3 separate regions of the Homo sapiens genome follow, and regions 1 and 3 are each linked to region 2. The links are chromatin contacts, found by Hi-C or POLR2A ChIA-PET in ENCODE. All regions are on one chromosome and are shown on one strand. Each heading gives the region's core, a stretch centred on a gene start or an enhancer-like site at or near the end of the contact. The rest is flanking DNA. Distances are from core to core; before and after follow the strand shown. Region 1 overlaps MAB21L3 (mab-21 like 3). Region 2 overlaps ATP1A1 (ATPase Na+/K+ transporting subunit alpha 1). Region 3 has its middle 120 kb from the start of ATP1A1.

What was found. Hi-C counts contacts between places; a loop is a spot of excess contacts on that map. ChIA-PET counts read pairs that join two places held with the same protein, here RNA polymerase II (POLR2A). Pooled maps may share reads with other maps.
Region 1: a loop to region 2 is called in a map of HepG2, with 6 times the contacts of the local background. The contact joins two enhancer-like sites. A Hi-C loop is called at or near these places in 4 of 168 maps with a recorded cell type or tissue (A673, Calu3 and HepG2) and 5 of 50 pooled maps. POLR2A ChIA-PET finds 5 or more read pairs at or near these places in 2 of 52 experiments (GM10248 and naive thymus-derived CD4-positive, alpha-beta T cell).
Region 3: a pooled map shows a loop between it and region 2 (2.6-fold over the local background). The contact joins two enhancer-like sites. A Hi-C loop is called at or near these places in 1 of 50 pooled maps. POLR2A ChIA-PET finds 5 or more read pairs at or near these places in 3 of 52 experiments (GM10248, MCF 10A and activated CD4-positive, alpha-beta T cell).

What each region holds. Positions count from the first base shown.
Region 1 is chr1:116,137,857-116,140,556 of GRCh38, reverse strand. It overlaps MAB21L3 (mab-21 like 3), which reads right to left. Exons shown (of 8, transcript NM_152367.3): 8 at 2,408-2,700. Among named protein-coding and RNA genes, the nearest start is that of MAB21L3, 28 kb to the right of the region's middle. RefSeq lists enhancers at 1,155-1,449, 1,548-1,597. Within about 2 kb of position 1,321, at least 5 of the 41 ENCODE cell types and tissues checked have a DNase peak (open chromatin) inside an H3K27ac peak, as active enhancers do.
Region 2 is chr1:116,387,918-116,390,617 of GRCh38, reverse strand. ATP1A1 (ATPase Na+/K+ transporting subunit alpha 1) reads right to left here. Exons shown (of 23, transcript NM_000701.8): 5 at 2,374-2,487; 6 at 1,846-1,980; 7 at 1,599-1,716; 8 at 911-1,179; 9 at 207-405. Among named protein-coding and RNA genes, the nearest start is that of ATP1A1, 16 kb to the right of the region's middle. RefSeq lists an enhancer at 333-392. Within about 2 kb of position 1,402, at least 6 of the 41 ENCODE cell types and tissues checked have a DNase peak (open chromatin) inside an H3K27ac peak, as active enhancers do.
Region 3 is chr1:116,255,805-116,258,504 of GRCh38, reverse strand. No RefSeq gene overlaps it. Among named protein-coding and RNA genes, the nearest start is that of ATP1A1, 120 kb to the left of the region's middle. Within about 2 kb of position 1,349, at least 4 of the 41 ENCODE cell types and tissues checked have a DNase peak (open chromatin) inside an H3K27ac peak, as active enhancers do.

The DNA of each region.
Region 1 (2,700 bases), core at 72-2,571, 250 kb after region 2:
AGGAAGCTGGACAGTAAAGGGGAGAAGAGAGTGAAGCGGCCATTGCGGGAGGATGTGGAGGAAACTACAAGAAATAAATGGAAAGACTGAAGAGCTGGGAGGCATCTGAGCTGTCACATGTGGAGAAATTGGCCTTTCAGGGAGATACCTTCTATATTTTAGCAAGAGGGACGAAGGGGAGAATGGGCTTGCAGAATTTGCAGTGAAATTTTCTCATGTTTCCTCTGTGATGGTTTATATTTTCTTTACAAAGAATTTATCTGTGGTCTGGTATAGTTATCAGGAATGGTAGAGATGGGCAAATAGCACGAGGGGTAGGCATCTAAAATGAAAACATTTGTTCAGCAGTTATCCCATGCCAGGTACTCAACTAAGAGCCTTTTACATCCATCATTCCATTCGTTGCTCTCATTAACACTATGAGGTATATATTCTTTCATGATGCCTGTAACAGTTTCCTAGGGCCATAGGAAAATAACCAAATACCACAGACTAGGTGACTTAAATAACAGAAATGTATTTTCTCCCAGTTCTGGAGGCTGGTGGTCCAAGAGCAGGTGTGGACAGGCTGGTTTCTCCTGAGGCCTTTCTCCTTGGTCTGTGGGTGGCTGCCCTCTGCGCATGCACATCCCTGGCATCTCTCTGTGTGCTTAATCTCCTCTCCTTTAAGGATACCCGTCAGACTGAATCAGCTAATCACCTCTTTATTATTAACTTAATCACCTCTTTAAATACAGTCACATTCTGAGGTGCTGGGGGTTGGAGCTTGAACTTATGAATTGTGGTGGACACAATTCTGGCCATCACAATGCCCATTTTGGAGAGAAGGAACTAGAGACACAGAAAGGCCAAACAGCTTGCCAAGGTCATGCAGCTCCTCGGCATCAGAACTGGGATGCAGACGCAGGCAGGTCAACTGCGGTGGCTGAAAACCAACCATTCCTCTACACGCCTAGTCTTGGGCCTGGAAGAGTGAAGAAGGATTGAACGGTCTTTTGGAGAATTAAAAAAAAAAAAGAACAGAATAAAGGAGTAATATTCTCTGGCTTTTCTTAGCTGTGCAATCTGTCCCAGGAAACAGAATGGAGCTGAATGCCCCGGGAGCCTGGATGGACGGTCCTCTCATAGGCTCCCTTTTAAAATCTGAGTTTTAAGGAGAAAGATGTAAATCTCGGCTAAAATGGCAGGAAAGGTCAACAATTTGGCATGAGCTGGAATCCACTCATCCTTGCTCTGGAGGGACCAGGTGTAAGTTACGGGCTGAGAAGTGTGACACCTGCTGGGCTCCGAGGACGAGAATGGGTGGGACCTGGCTCCTTTCATATGTGTTCCCTTGCTGCCCTCTGCTGGCAAGAATTGGGAATACGCAGGAAGCTGCTGGTAGCCCTGCTTCCTGCAAAACCCTCAGATCTCAGGGGAAAGACGGAAAGAATCTACCGGAATCAGACTGTGGCGCACGTCAGTTCCTCCCTTTCCACACACGTACACACATATTGAACCAATGTTACAGTCAATTTTCACTTTTTAGCATTCCGTGACTGTGTAGCTGTTTTAAAAGTTGCTTAAGATGGTTTTTGTTTTGTTTTGAGACAGAGTCCCGCTCTGTAGCCCAGCCCAGGCTGGAGAGCAGTGGCCAGATCTCAGCTCACTGCAAGCTCTGCCTCCCAGGTTCAAGCGATTCTCCTGCCTCAGCCTCCCAAGTAGCTGGGATTACAGGTGCCCACCACCATGCCTGGCTAATTTTTGCATTTTTAGTAGAGACGGGATTTCACCACGTTGGCCAGGCTGGTCTGGAACTCCTGGCCTCAAGGGATCCGCCCACCTAGGCCTCCCAAAGTTCTGGGATTACAGGCCTCAGCCACCCTGCCCGGCCGAAATTAAATTTAAAACCTTATTACATTTGCCACCTTTTCAAAAATGATGTTTCCTAAGATACAAGAATATGAGAATTAGAATACAAATTTTTGATGATTTAACAAAATGTTAGTTTGTTCACCATTTTATATGCTCTTTTTAAATTTTTTTTTTAGAGACAGGGTCTCCCTTCCGGTGACTCCGTCACCCAGGCTAGAGTGCAGTGGTACAATCAAAGCTCACTGCAGCCTCAGACTCCTGGTCTCAAGGAATCCTCTCATCTCAGCCTCCTGAGCACCACATCCGGCTAATTTTTAAATTTTTTGTAGAGACGGGGTGTCAGTGTCTGGCTATGTTGCCCAGGCTGGTCTTGAACTCCTGGTCTCAAGTGACCCTCCTGTCTCAGCCTCCCACAGTGCTGGGATTACAGGCATGAGCCACTGCACCAAGCCTTCATGTTTTCAAAAATTGTAAACTCATTGTTGGTTTGGAAATTTTTTTTTCAATATTTTAAAATCATTACTTATTAAACGATAGCCTAGGGACCCCACCATTTGGTTACAGTACTTTTTTTTTTTAATCATACTTTAAGTTTTAGGGTACATGTGCACAATGTGCAGGTTAGTTACATATGTATACATGTGCCATGCTGGTGCGCTGCACCCACTAACTCGTCATCTAGCATTAGGTATATCTCCCAATGCTATCCCTCCCCCCTCCCCCCACCCCACAACAGTCCCCAGAGTGTGATGTTACCCTTAATGTGTCCATGTGTTCTCATTGTTCAATTCCCACCTATGAGTGAGAATATGCAGTGTTTGGTTTTTTGTTCTTGCGATAGTTTAC
Region 2 (2,700 bases), core at 153-2,652:
CAATTTAAAGTTTCTACTGACATGCAAAAAATCAATATCCCATACCCTTGACTCTTCACTAAATGATAAAAAAAAAAAAAACAAAAAAGAAAGAAAAAGCTGCCATGAGCTTAAAAAAAAAAAAGAAATTTCATGCAATTTCTTAAAAGAAAAAAAACCAAGCGAAGTCAGCAGGTGGCTGAGGTGTGTGGTAACCCTGGCCTTACCACTCTGATTCTCTGTCGTATCAGCTTCATGGATTTGATTGTCAAACCACATGTGGGCCACTGTCATCCGGTTCTGAGTCAGAGTTCCAGTTTTATCAGAGCAGATGGTGGACGTGGACCCCAAGGTCTCCACAGCTTCTAAGTTCTTCACTAAGCAGTTTTTCCTTGCCATGCGTTTGGCAGTAAGTGTCAGACAGACCTAAAAAATATTAGGAAGATTATTACTTCACTCAACCAGGCTGGAATTCTATACAGATTCTTGCTATATCCTAATGTGGAAGAAATTTGTCTAAAATTAAATCTCTCCAACCTTCTTCTGAAGTTTGAAGAAATAATAAGGGGAACCCATACATGAGGCTTCCCCTTCCTTCCAGAAAAGCAATCTATTAAGAAAAATAATAACAGGATTCTACCATATTCTATCCCCCTACTTGATCCCAAGTTCTTCTCCTTTCTCCACTGCACTGTTCAGGACCACGTGATAATTTAAAAGCAAAATGTATGCTTTGGGGTTATCTTACGTATAAACAAATGCTGAGGTTTTCTCACTGTCAAAATTCACCACGTGATGTGGCTCTCAAGAAGAACTATATCAAACATCCAGAATAAAACATAAGTTGGCAATACCTTAGAATAGGATAGCGGAAGAGTGTAACATTCGTGCAAGCTGATCTGAGTCAGGGTGACCATCACCTGCCTCTTACCGTGACAGTGGCCAGCAAACCTTCCGGCACATTGGCTACGATGATACCGATGAGGAAGATGACAGCCTCAAGCCAGGTGTACTCAAGGATGAGAGAAAGGATGAAGAAAGACACACCCAGGAACACAGCCACACCCGTGATGATGTGGATAAAATGTTCAATTTCTGCAGCAATGGGGGTCTGGCCTCCTTCCAGCCCAGAAGCAAGTGTGGCAATTCTTCCCATCACAGTGCGATCCCCAGTGTAGACAACAATACCACGTGCGGTGCCTTAAAAAGAAGGGGAGGGAGAACTGTACCTAATTGTATCTAACCTGAAGGAAGCCACGGATTTTACACAATTACATAGGATGACTAAAAAAACAAAAAGAGTTGATAAAAGCACTTTTTAAGGGCCAGCTCTTTGGCTGTACATGCTGTTTGGCAAAGGGACTTCTCTCCAGTAGCAGGACAGCAGCTCCAACACCCATGCCAGACTGGTGTTGTTGACAGAAGAGGCAGGGTGGAGGTGGAGGGAAGGGAAACTGCCACAAGGTTTCCTGCCAGCTAGGAAAACACCTCTGCTCTGTGCTTGACACAAGTTCTCAGAAATGGAGCCAATAAAACAAGAGATTGTGCCTATGGTTTTGATTTTGTTAATGCCCAAGAGAAATACCACGCCATGCTCAAAGTGCCCAAAAATGGCCTACCTTCAACACAATTGGTTGAAAAGAAGGCAATGTTCCTCGTCTCCAGGGGGTTTTCATTTGTGAAATCTGGAGACCTAGTCTGGGGTTCTGATTCACCAGTGAGCGAGGAGTTATCCACCTATATGTGAGGAAAAGAAGAAAAATGTCATGTGAATACACCAGCCTTATCATGGGCTACTGTACCCCTCAAATCAAGCTGCCCGAACAGCAGAGCTAGCTATGAGGTTTGTTAAAATAAAAGAGCTACCTTGCAGCCATTTGCAGATATGATTCTGAGGTCAGCAGGAATTCGGTCTCCTCCTTTTACTTCCACCAGATCCCCAACCACAACTTCCTCCGCATTTATGCTCATTTTCTCACCATTTCGAATCACAAGGGCTTGCTTTGGAAAAGAAACAATTTACACCGTTAGTATACCAACAAAGAGAAGGTAGTGTCCAAAACAAGAAAATAAAAATAGTCATAATCCTAATTACCTGAATACAAAACAAAGATATTATTCACTTTTTTATTTACACAAGTTACAAAAGCTTGCTCGCCAGTTTAAGAGATATTGCTGTTACATGGTGTGCCTGTATTCAGAGTTTACATTCAAAAGAAAGGCTACCACTTTTTGGATAGAAGGAAAATAGGTTGGTTTTGGGTGGGGTAGAAGACATCCATCTCTCTGATGAGTCATGTAATACTTGGAAAACCTTAACTTCACACTAATTCACAGGCTGACATGCTTGGGGCTGTCAAGTCATCCACTGGGGAAGGACAAAGCGTCTGGTACCTGAGGGACCATGTTTTTGAAGGATTCCATGATCTTTGAACTTTTAGCTTCTTGATAGTAGGAGAAGCAACCAGTTATGATTACAACGGCTGATAGCACCACACCCAGGTACAGCTGGAAGGGAAAAGACAAGTTAGGGCCCGTGGCTCTACACAATAATTAGGGACATTCAATTAATTTTTTGACTGAATAAAAAACAGATTTTTAATAGAGAAACCAAGATTTCAGAAATATAGAACTCATGTTTTCTTATTTATCCTTCTAAAGACCACACAGGAAGGGTCAGAAATGGAGTCAGGCACACCAACACTTGATCACTAACTGGAC
Region 3 (2,700 bases), core at 100-2,599, 130 kb after region 2:
CATGGTGCGCACCATCTCTACAACTCTTTTCATTTTGCAAAACTAAAACTCTGTACCCGTTAAACAGCAACTCCTCCTCCCTCCTCCCCCTAACCCCCAACAACCACCATTCTACTTTCTGTCTCTGTGACTTTGAGCACTGTAGTTACTTTGAATGAGTGCGTACAGTCCTGTATGAGTACGGTACTTGTTCTTTCATGCCTATTTTATTTCACTTAGTGTAATGTCCTCAAAGTTCCTCCATGTTGTAGCATATGTCAAAATTTCCTCCCTTTTTAAGGCTGAACTATACTCCACATTGTTTTCATCCATTCATCCATTAACGGGCCCTTGGGTTGCTTCCATGTTGTAGCTATTGTGAATAGCGCTGCTATGAACATGGACATACAAATATCTCCTTGAGTTTCTGCTTTTACTTCTTTTGTGTAAATACCCAGAAGTGGAATTGCTGGATCATATGGTAGCTTTATTTTTAATTTTTTGAGGAACTTCCACAAAGGTTGCACCATCATACGTTCCCATCAACAGTGCACAAGGTTTCCAATTTCTCCACATCCTCACTGACACTTGTTATTTTCTAGGTTTTTCTTTTCTTTCTTTCTTTTTTATTTTTTAATAAGCACTATCCTAGTGGGTTGAAGTGGTCCATAATTGTCTTTTAACCCTTAGGGGGCTTCTCTGACCAAGGACAAGCTTCAGGGGCAGATTTCTCGATCACAGCCCCAGGGAGTGAGTGGATTTTGACAGAGGGAACACAGGCCCCAGAACCACACTCCCTGACTCATTTACTCATCAGAATTACCCTAAATTCTAGCATCTTAGTTTCACAAGTGAGAAAACAGACTCAGTGTGGTTAAATGGTCTTTCCACGACACACAGCTGGTATTCGAACTGGGCCCCACACCACATAGGTGTGGAAGAACTGCGGTGTATGTCAGCATTCACACTGTACAACCTGAGTTCAAGGTAAGGACATTTTCTCTCTGATTCTCCCTGAGCAATACAACCCTGGGCAGAAGCTTCCACCACCCCTAGCCCACAGCTGTTCAGGCACCTGAAGGACTGGGTGAATAGGCAACAAAGCTGACTGCATTTATTATTTAAGCAAGCATCCCAGTGCACCTGTTGTGGTATTATGTTCTATTTATGATTACAATAAAATGTGTAGTCCCAGCATTAGAAGGTTTATGAGAGTTTCCTCAACTCTAAAACTCAGAGGGAGGGAGGGGCAGGTGCCAGCCAGCTGGGGTCCCTTCAAATGTGACTTGGTTGCAGTGACGGGCATAAAATTGATGCATTGGGCTTGGTTTTGCCTGATTTTTGTCCAAACAGCAGCAGTTAGGGAACTCTCCCTCTGGCACAGCTGGGTGGGGTCACTGAGATATGAATGCTTGGTACAGAGTGGTGAACCAGGAGATAAGGCAGGGAAAGGCTCCCCAGGATCCCAGCCGGAGAGGACTGGTCCCATCCAACCCAGCCTAGCAGTCGGCTGGCCTGTTCTACTTGGAAGTCTTTGTCCCAGACACAGGTATCTTAACTGCACCCTAAGGGATTACTGGTCATTCAACCTGCAGCCCTGGTAGAAGCCTTGGGAACCTTTTAAAAGTGAACACATAATTACTTCATTATGTCTCTCAGCCACAGGTTAGCTAGACTCCACTGTCTTCATGCCTGTTCTATTTATTTCAGAAATGACCATCACTGTTGTGACGTAGGTGTGGAGGGGCTAGAGGCCAGCCCAGTGGGAACTGTACCCTCAAGGAAGGCTAGGACAGGGACCAAGGGGTTCTGGCAAGCCCAGCTTTCAACAGCAACATGGAGCAGATGACAGTGGAGGAAGGGCCTGAGGCTTTACCTGAAAGGAAGCCCAGGAAAGGTCTAAGTGATAAAGGAATCTTTATGGATGGGGTCCATAGTTGCTGTGGCTTTGACACAAATTGTGCAAATATCACAATCCATGAGCTTGAAAACCAAATGGGGAAAATGAAAAGGTATGTGGACAGCTGGGGATGCAGAGGGATCTGTCACGGGCCTCTAATCAAAAGGAATGCCAGGGCAGAATGTGTGGTCAGTTATCAAAACATTACAGTATACTTTGGGAGGCTGAGACGAGAGGATCACTTGAGCTCAGGGGTTCCAGACCAGCCTGGGTTACACAGTAAGACCTTGTCTATACTAAAAATTAAAATTAAAAAAATTAGCTGGGCATGGTGGCACACACCTGTTTTCACAGCTACTTGGGAGGCTGAGGCAGGAGAATCGCTTTGGAAAAGGGAAGCTAGGTGAATTGAAAGAAAGAACAAGGCACCTGCATTTTGCTGTCAAGACACTCTCCCCCAGGCTCAGGTTTCTTCATGCTCAGCTCCTATTTTAGGCTTGGTGACTCAATAGCATCTTAGTCCTGGGAAGGACTTAGGGGCCAACTGGTCCAGCTGCACCATTTCACGATGGCTCACAAAAGGAAGGTAACTTGCCTAGTGTTACATAGATAGCTAGTGACAAAGTTCAGACTAAAACCTTGATTTCTTCACTCTCATTGCAGTGTTATTTCCATCACTTCATATGGTTTCAAAATTGCGCATTTCCCAGATCCCTCCTGTAAGACTTTGTCCCAGGACCCAGCACTGTAGACCCTTTGGACAGAAGCCAGCACCTCAAGGAGAGGCAGGAGAGGAGCACCTGGGGAGGCTGGGGGATGGG